Linked DNA regions of Homo sapiens: region 2 is linked to region 1. Evidence: chromatin loops called from intact Hi-C (ENCODE). Cell type or tissue: ovary. All regions are shown on one strand.

Region 1 (5,000 bases):
GGAGGTGGGGCCTGGTGGGAGGTATTGGATCATGGGGCGATTCCTCATGAATGGTTTAGTGCCATCCCCTTGGTGATGAGTGGGTTCTCAGTTCAATGGAGATTGGCTGTTTTCAAGTGTGTGTGCCTCCCCCTCACTCTCTTGCTGAGTGACATGCCTGCTCCCCCTTCACCTTCTCCCACAGTTGAAAGCTTCCTGAGGCCTCTCCAGAAGCTGAGCAGATGCTGGCACCATGCTTGCTTCTCGTACAGCCTCCAGAACCATGAACCAAATAAACCACTTTTCTCGAGAAATCACCCAGCCTCAGGTATTCCTTTATAGTGATGCAAAAATGACCTAATACAGTGGGCATATCAGCCAGGGTTCCCGAGAGAAACGGGGCCAGGAGAAGGAGCTGATGTAGACATAGCTGCGATGTGGCTGTGGATTTAGATGAAAGAATCTACAATGATAAGAAGTTGGCAGACACGATTATGGAGGCTGAAATGTCCCAACATCAGCAGTTGGCAAGCCTGACATCCAGGGAAGCTCGGAGTGTAGCTCCAGGCTGAGTCAGTGGAGAGCCAGTGGTGTAGGTGCCAGTCCGAGGAGGGAAAAGACCCGGGGGCCAGGGCAAGCACCCAGGCAGGAGCCGTCCTGCTTACTCAGCCTTTTCGCTCGATTCGGGTCTTCAGCTGATTGGATGAGGCCCACCCACATGGGGAGGCCCATCTGCTCGACTCAGTCCACTGATGCAACGTTCAGTCTCTTCCAGAAACCCTCACACACGCCCCCAGAATGATGCCTGTGTCTGGACACCCCATGGCCCAGTCAGGTTGATGCAGAAACTTAACTGTCACGATGAGTATCGTGCCCGTTTCACAGATGAACTTTCTTACCCTCTCTGCCGCCAGTTACCCTCAAGTTCATGTGACTCATAAGCAACAGAACTGAGAGTGAAACTCAGGGGTCCTTGTCACTGGACTCACCTTCCCTCCCACAGCAAGAGGCCGACCACATGGTTGAAACCGTGGCCAAGCTTCCTGGGTGTAGGGGGTGTGGGGCCGTCCGTCCTCAGCCACGTGGAGGTCTGTGGTGTGAGCTAAGAGCAGCGGTGTGGAGAACGGGCTGCCTCCCTCCTTCCCAGTGTTCTCACCTGATCGAATGACTTTGTTTCCACATAATAGTTTGTCTTGGTTTTGAAATAACTGCTTAGCTACAACTCCACTACAACCTATATTTTTCCCAAAATCTCAAAGATGCAGGACAACACTGAAATACCTGGTGGGTGAGATAAGACTTAGGAATGCCCCACGGCAGCTGCTTCATCAGTAAGAGGCCTCAGGCCCAGAAGAACAAGCCCCGGGAGGAAGCCCTGCCCCAGCCGTTCCCGTGGATTCTGGGTGATGCAGGAGGGCAGGACAGTGGGCAGGGGAAGAGACGAATGGAGGATGGATGAGGCTGCAGAGATTCTTCCACCAGCCAGGCCTGCAATAGGCCTCCTCTCCCTATTGTGTCTCCCAGTGGAAGCTGCTAAGACTCCACAAGCCTTCCTGTTCTCTTCTCACTATCCTGGGACCCTCTAGAGCCCAGGGGTGATGGAGATGACCCTGGGAGAGTCTCCATCGTGGTGTCAACTTGCCTTGGAGCCACTCTGGCCGAGATACTGCTGACACTTTATAAACAGTTTCTGAACTAAAGCACGGTTCAATCTATGACAGATCTTTCCAGTAGGACTTTGACCAAAAGATTCAGGGGTGCTTGCTCAGGCCGGTCTATCCTGATTTTTCTTCCATTTTTTTCATCTGTGTAGAGAAAAGACTCAGCCGTGCGACAGCTTGGCCGTGGACACCACTGGCCTCCTCATGTGCCGGGCAGAGTCCTCCTCACTCCTGGGTGGACCTTGCTTTTATGCCTCCAGGACGTTGCATGTGCTGTTCTCTTCCTTTCAAATGCCCTCCTCCCCTTTGCGACTCATCCTTCCAGGCCAGCTCGGTGACATCTCACCACGGCGGGAATCTGGAGCTACCTCTCCCAGGGTGAGCCTTGCCACTCCACACACGCCGGGCGCCATCCTCAACTGCTGGCTCACATGTTTCACAGATGTATTTTGCATTTCTCATAGGAGACAGGGATGTGTCTTGTGAGTTCTGGAAGCCCAGTGCCGCAGCCCACATGTTCATTCATTAATTCATTAATTCATTAATTCATTAATTCATGTATTCATCCGACGGATAAATGAATGAGATCCTAGAAGATCTTTCCCCACTGTCCAACAGTGAATCTCCCTCCCTTCTTGTTCTTGCTGGGCCCCCATAAGCTTGGAGGACTACAGGCCACCAATATTTATCCTTTTCAGTGTGCTCGAGCCCTGCCATCTGGAAACTTTTCTTTCTCAAGAAGCGCCATGTTTCCGTGTTAAAGACATGTAAACTCAGCAGCCCGGAAGGCCCTGTGGGGCTCTCTCAGGGATGCTAAGGAACACCTCCTTGGTAAGGTGCCCACTCACCTCCCATGCTGTCCTGCTGGACTCCACAGCCTGGTGAGAAATGCTCCACGTGAAGCCACATGACCTTTTCTCAGGCTGGAAAATGAGTTGGCGAGAAGCGTACCTCTCCAGAGACGTGCACGTTTCTCTTCCCTGGGGGCTGCTGTTTCAGAAATTGCCTGTGGTGTTACTGCTTTGTTGACGATTAAAGCACAGGCTCTGCTGAATTGCAGGGACTGTTAGTGGCTGCAGGCACCTGCTGGAGGATTGTGGGTGATAATGAGGTGTGCGGCTCCTCACTCTGGCTGGAGAGGCTGCTCGGGGAAGAGGGTCTGAGCGTTCTGCCTGGAGTCCCGGCTCCCTGGCCTGCTGAGCGAGGAATGGGGTGGACCTTCCAGTTGAGAGTGAAATCCATCTTGGAGTATTACTTCCTACTTCGATAATAATGGTCCGTGGCCGGGAAGACTGGGTCCCTCAGACCCCATCCTGCTCCCAGAGTGGGAAGGGGGCTGAGGGCACAGTGAGGCATCTTGCCTGTGGGCTCAGGGTGCTGGCCAAGACTTGCCACAGAGAAAGAAAGGGAGAAAGGGAAATTCCGAGTTTTCCGTGGGATGGCAGTTCTCTCTCTCTTTTTCATGTGATTGACGGGAGGCTCCAGAGGGAGGTTGGGAAAAGGCACCCCACACTGGGGGATGAGAATCTAGGAAAGAGCAGCAGCTGAGAAAGGACAGCAAAGGGCTGGGAGAGGCCACAGAGACCACGTCAGCCCCTGTCCTGGGGCCCAGCTGCACTCAGGCCACATCCCCCAGGGCCACCTCAGGCAGCGGTGGCCTCCTTCCCCTCCCGCCCGCTCACCTTCAGAGGGGGACATGGATGGAGGCCTCTTCCTCCCTGGGCCTCCCACTGCTCATCCAGGGCACCCCACTTTGCTGCTGGAGCACAGGGACCTGGGATCTGGGCTGGGTCCATGTGGCCTGCAGCTTCCAAGCCTTTCTCTGAACCTCACACTGGACTTCAAAGATGCATGTGGATTTTGTATTCGCCATAATCTACTTGTTTTATATAAAACTTACATTTTTCAGATTTCAGTTCTTAGGCTACCAGGCTGTAGGTGTCCCAGCCCCACGCAGCTCTGGAGCGCTGGGCAAGGCTTGGCACAGGGAAGCCTCTCTGCCCTACCAGCCTCAGTTTCCTCACCTGCAGAGCCCTCCCACCCTCTCAAGCTCCCGCCAGCACAGCTGCAAACTGTGTGGCTCACAGGCCCCAGTGCCCCAGAGTCTGCAAAGCCCTGCATGAATCCAGTCTCCACCAGGTGAGTGGGGGCACTGTCGGGGCTCAGAGGTCCTTGATCTCGGCTTCTGGCTGGTTCCCTGGACCTGAGCCTTTCAAGGCCAGGCTGCCTGTCCCCACCTGCTCTGCCTAGACTCCCCCGGGTCACCTCATTGTTCCCCAAACAAGAAAGTCCCACTGCAGGGCAGGCCTCTCCCCTGCAGGTGCCCTTTTGTGAGGCAAAGGACCAGCTCCTGCCTGCTTCCCCACCCCGGCCTCTGTCCTTTGTCAGTTTGGATTTTCACAGCGTCTGACTTGCTGCGCGCCCTTCAGGGAGCCCTGCTAGGAGGACTGGGTCCTTTGACTGTTTGGATCTCCTGACCTGAGCCTGTTTCCTCCACAATAGGAAACCACCGTGGGGAACCGCAGCAACAAAGCCTTTTGTGGGTCCAGTTATCCCGTCAGGAGCAGACAGGGGTGCTGCCGGGAGACTTCGGCCCCGTGGCTGCTTTGGCTCCTCTGGTACCAAGCTTAGAAGTAGCTCGGTGGCTCTCTGATCTGCAACATCGCAGACACTGAGATAGTTGAGACGCTTCTTGGAGGATGCTGCCCAGAGGTTAGCTTCTACCCACACACTGGGGTTTCTCCAGTTGTCCACTAAATCTTTAAAACCAGCTGCAGCCAGCCAGCCACCCTCAGATGGCTGGTCCCAGGACGCCCAGGACTCCAGACCCTTCCCATTTACCCTCTGGCCTTCCTGGCCTCCTCCCGGCTCCCTGTTCCTCTGGTCCCTCCTGGGCCCCCTGGCTCTCCCTGGGGTCTTTGAACTTGGGGGAGGGACACTGGATGTCCTAAAGCCATGACACATGATGACGCTGTGTCTCAGGGTCTTTGGGGGCAGAGACTAGAGCTCAGGACAAGCTTCGTCACACAGGTCCCCTCCTTCCCTGGCCCTGTCAGTGTCTCTGAATCCCAAGCACCGCGACTCTTCCGAGTTGCTTCCTGAGAGGCCGTGTGCTGTTCTGCCATTGGCTTTCAGTTGTCAGTCATCTTTCAGCTGATGTTATAAAGGTGTTCACACCCTTGAACAGGAGCCTTTTGTGGTGTGTGGCTGGGGAGGGTGTGGTCCCTCAATGAGGCGTTTTGCATAACGGAGCTTCCTTAGACAACTCCACAGCAGAGCTGGTTCCCAGACTCAGCCCTTCCTCACTGCTCCTTCATTCTGAGGTGTTCAGGCAACACCCGCCGTGTCCCAGCCCTACCC
Region 2 (5,000 bases), 390 kb after region 1:
AAGCAGCAAATCCGCAGAGCCCCACTCAAAGAGGGAGAAACAGCACATGCACTCACACACGTGTACAAGGACAGAAAGGGAGACACAGCACACACACTCACACACGTGTACAAGGACAGAAAGGGAGACACAGCACACACACTCACACACGTGTACAAGGACAGAAAGGGAGAAACAGCACACACACACAAGTGTACAAGGACAGAAAGGGAGAAACAGCACACACTCACACACGTGTACAAGGACAGATAAGGGAGAAACAGCACGCGCACTCACACAAGTATACAAGGACAAAGGGAGAAACAGCACACACACTCACACACGTGTACAAAGACAGAAGGAGGTGAACACAGATTATTAACCGCAGGTGCCTCTGAGAGATATCTTTATGGTTTTATGTGTTTTCCCCAAATCCTCACACTGAATAAAACCACTTCCAAAACAATCCAAAAAATTTACTTAAAAGAAAATGCCAAGTAGAGTAAGAAAGCAAGCAAGGGGATCTACTCAGACTTTCAGTGGGTGCTTCAGGCAATTTGCTCATATCAACTCAGACAATTATAGTAATGCAAAAAGATTTAGATTTCAACTCATCTACATGTTGAAGGCATAGCTTGGAGTTCTGATTTAATACAACTATTTCACTTTTACCCATAACAAACCACAGCCACCACTGCCGCGGATATGGATCGTGCTCTTCCCAGTCCACTGACATTGGGATTTGCAGTGCAGGCTGCAACTCACCCGCTGGTTCCCAGCGAAACTTACACACGCCTCGAACCTAATGGAATCTTGCCAGAACAAATAACTCACTAAGAAGGTATGGCAATTGGATAAGAAGATCAATGACACAGTTGCCCCTACCAACTTCCACCCTCGCTGTCTGTCCCAAGCTCTGCCTGCCCTCCCTATGTCCTCCCATATGGCCTAAGGGCCTTCTGCAGAAATGGAACCCTCATTATTTACAGACAAAGAGTAAGAAAATACCAGAAGTAACATCTGACAGTAAAGAAACTGACATAACAGCTGATGAACAGAGTGTTCTCCTATCAAGATAATATGCCTGATGAAGAACCTTCCAGAAGAACATCTCTGCTCTGGGGCTGTCATCTGAGGACTTCATCAGCTTTCCACACAGAAATACGGGGAAAAGGGAGAATTATTTCAATGAAAAAGAGGCTCCTTCACTAAAACAAACAAAACACAGCAACAACAAAAACTCCTTTCTGGAGAAGTGACTGCATTGTCCCCAGGTGCTGCAGACTCATCCACTGGCCAGCTTTCTCCATTTCCACAGTCTTACCTCTCTGAACTGATGTAAGACACGGTCAGTCTGATGAGCTCCAATGGTGACTTCCGGGAGAAAGATAGGAATGCTTGTGTAATTCAGCACCTCAAACTTATCCTGAACCCTAAAAAATAAGACACATGTGGATCACACCAAACCATCAAAATAAATACAATAAAAGAAGTGTAAGTCCGATTTTTTTTAAACATCCATATAAAAAATCTATATATCCCAATAAATGCTATTCGTTGCCAAGCAATCATCCCAGCAGCAAAGCCTTCCTCCCAAAGACCACATGGTCGATCTGGAGCTGCTTTTTAATATTACTCTCAGAACCTGAGGTAGCATCTTTTAAAAGCCTCAGTACCTACATAGGACGACCTTCTGGGAATGGATGCTGTTTTGGAGACATAGAAAAAGGAGGCAAAGTGTGCTTTAAACACAGGAATAGCAGGAACAAAAAGCTAGAAGCAAATGGTTACATGACAGTGCTACACACAAAGCATGCCCCCATTAACAATTTTCCAGATGAGTGGATCTTGGGGCAGGAACGGTGAGTAGCTTCAGTCCCTCTGGGGTTGCAGCCAGCGTCTTACTGCTCTGTTCTGTATGCTGAGGCCAACATAGGATGGTCTGTTGTACCACGGCTTGTAAAAGGTCTAATTCTCCACTTTTCTTGGCACCAATAAATATACAAATCATAGGATAGTCTCTTAGCTTTATCATTTCATTTTGCTGAATGTTAAAATATTTATACTTTGTTACAATTTGCTTATTTTAAATTAAATATAGTCTGAATATAACCACTATACTTAAAGATTTTTAAAAAGCATTTTTTCAGCTTTTGGAAAAAAAAACATTAAAATAAAGTCTCTTTTCTTAAGGGCTCAAAACAAAGAAAATAATTATTTTCAACAGTCACATTCCCATTACTGAGTTATAAAAGCAGGAGACGTTTCTCATTTGTAATGGCTCAAATGGAAATTATGTGAGTGTATCTGGCTCTCGGCCAGACTTTGTGAGACAGTCCAGGCCCACTGAGCAAACCCACGGCCTGTTCCCCACAGTACCCAGGTAGGCTCTCCCACAAACAGAACAACCTGACCAGAACCCAAGGCTCACGGGATCCATGAATCATGCTTCCACAGACAGCCACAGAGCTGCGAACCTGCGGCAAGCTGAAGATGAGTGGACGGTAGGTATAGCGTCAGGAGCGTCCTAGTAAAAACCGCGTCGCTCATACACGGTTAGTGATCCAATAATGCAAATGCCCCTCCAAGAAACTGCTGCCAGGATAACAATGATCGTTTGCTTTCCTAAGTGTATTTATGTGCGTTTCCACATGGGTAGGCAAATGGCTGTAATGTACATACTTACAGATAAGATCGTTTTCTTAGTTTTACTATTAAGTTGGTTTTACTTGCCAAAAGATATGCAAATATTTTTTAAAAACTCAAGCAAGCAAAACAGAAAGTTTGTGAAGGGCATAAAGTTGCTGTATTTTGTAAGACTGCATTAATTGTAAGACTACAAGTTCCCTCTCCAGAGGAAACTGCTGCTAGCTTTCCTTATGCATTCTATCTAAACACTTCCATGCATGTGTCAATAATCTACAAGTACGTATCTTCTTACTGTTAACACAAATATAAGGATAATTTTTGAAGTGATCTCACAATAAGAAATTCCAACTAAAAATGAAGTTCATATTTTAAATGTTAACAAATATCAATGTAGGGAGGTGACATGGTTCTCTTTACAGTTTGAAAAACCTAAGAAAATGCTAGAAAATGCGAAAGCAATCAGTGGCCTGGACCATGTGTAGTATAGAGAGCAACAGCGCCATCTATGCTTAATTTGGCAACATTACATGTAGTCCCGGAAAATCTTTTAACAAGTAGGCTTCAAACTATTTTTGAAGATTAAAAAAAGAATCTGTTGCAATGATTCTACAATTTATTTATACCTAACCAAACTACCCTTTCAATTTATTACTATGAGCTTAATGATGACTACTAGGAAGAGTCCATGGTATATCTCCAGTAAACTCCTAGATTTAAGTAAGAAATAAAGATACAAGGAATCATTTTATGACTCAGGAAGCAAAAGGCAGTGAAAGAAAATATTCTCTTCACAAAGCACTTAGTTTCATTAAGAAGAATTCAAAACTGATTGAGGATAATATATCCTTTTAATATCATAAGTCACTGTCTAAAGAAGAATATAAAATATACTAGAGCTTGGTTACAATATGAGGTGCTGGGACACGTATTTTAAAACAAGAGTAAGGCAGGAACACAGAAAAAAGAATAAAATTGTAAATAGTGTTTTATGACTCAAGCTGTTTCCCAATTAACTGAATGTCAACACTTTGTCCTATAACATTTCCAAACCCTATTTTTCAGTTTCTCCTGAATTGCAAAGTTCTATCTGAAACACTGTACTTCTGAAACCAAACTCACATGCTACAGTTTCTGTAGCACTGAAATTTCATGTTAAAAAGACGTGCTCCAGGAGTCATGTAAAAATCTTGGCAATTAAGCAAAAAGAAGGTGGGTGTGAAGGTCTGGGCTCTGGAGAAGCAGGGATGGTCTGAGAGGAGCTTGCACAGCTGGAGGCCTGACGTGTCCTCGGAGGTCCTGACTGGACTGAAACCAGCCCAAGCAGGCGCCAGTCAGTTAGGGATGTGGATATGAACAAGACTGAAAAATACAATTACTGCCTCTCAGCACAAGCATAGCTATACACATACACATAATTAGACACTGGCAACACGTAACTGAGATGGTGCAGAAATGTTCTAAACCAATAATTTGGTCAGGTTATGGATAAAATGAATGTCACTGGTAAGCGGCATGTTTACAATAATTATGTTAGAAAATTGGTCATAATTATCACTTGAGTCCCTCAATTGAGAAATGGTACTCAAATGAAAATAAACACAATTGATATTGTAAACTTATGAAACATCTTTGGGGAGGAAGAAAGGCAAAATACCAGGAGAAAAAAGGACAAAGCCATTCATAGTGAGCTAGATTAAAACAACGGAATGCTATAATTGATACACTATGGGGGAATTACAGGATCCTTCTCTATGCTCCGATAAGCACATAACTAAATAACTACATGAATGGTGCAGAATCGAACCAACACACATTTCACACTGTGTTTAGAAAATGACACTGTTACCACAGGGAGGTCAAGTCAGACACAATCCCTTGTCTCCGTAAGTTTGTTAGATGTCATATGATGCCCAGCAGTAGCTAATACTAACAAACAAGGATACCATATACATTCATATAAGTAACAGCCTACAAGAGTTAAGGGAAGGTGTCAGGGAGAAAAAAGGGTGATTACGTCCAAGCTTTAAAGACTGCTAGGATTTCTAGGTAACTACTGGGCAGGTGGTGGTGGAAGAAGGGCCTGGCAGATTGCCTGGTATCCTGGTAGAAGACGCAGAACCAGGGCAGACTGGGATTCTGAATTAATTCTGGGAAAGGAAATTCAGACCTATGACTAAATGAAGATAGGCCACTCAAAGATTCAAGTAAAGAGAAAACAGGGTCACTGTGACTTTTTAAAAAAATAAACCTGGTGGGAGTGGGATGAAGAAATAAAGAGGCAGAGGAGCAGAGACCAAGAACCAGGGGATTACACACCAAGGGGAGCAGCAGTGTTAGAGACAAGGGAGAGAAGTCACTGAAAGTGGCACACT

What was found. Peaks named below come from ENCODE experiments on the same cell type or tissue, not always from the same donor. Only the 100,000 strongest peaks of a DNase experiment are listed, where the experiment ranks them.
Region 2: a loop joins it to region 1, with 7 times the contacts of the local background. A loop is called at or near these places in 1 of 110 quality-filtered maps.

The regions. Positions count from the first base shown.
Region 1 is chr2:239,597,551-239,602,550 of GRCh38, forward strand. No RefSeq gene overlaps it. Among named protein-coding and RNA genes, the nearest start is that of LINC02991, 22 kb to the left of the region's middle. In ovary, no CTCF peak of the experiment used is centred here; a DNase peak (open chromatin) is centred at 2,021.
Region 2 is chr2:239,988,771-239,993,770 of GRCh38, forward strand. It overlaps NDUFA10 (NADH:ubiquinone oxidoreductase subunit A10), which reads right to left. Exons shown (of 10, transcript NM_004544.4): 9 at 1,304-1,412. Among named protein-coding and RNA genes, the nearest start is that of NDUFA10, 34 kb to the right of the region's middle. In ovary, a CTCF peak has its summit at 3,121; no DNase peak of the experiment used is centred here.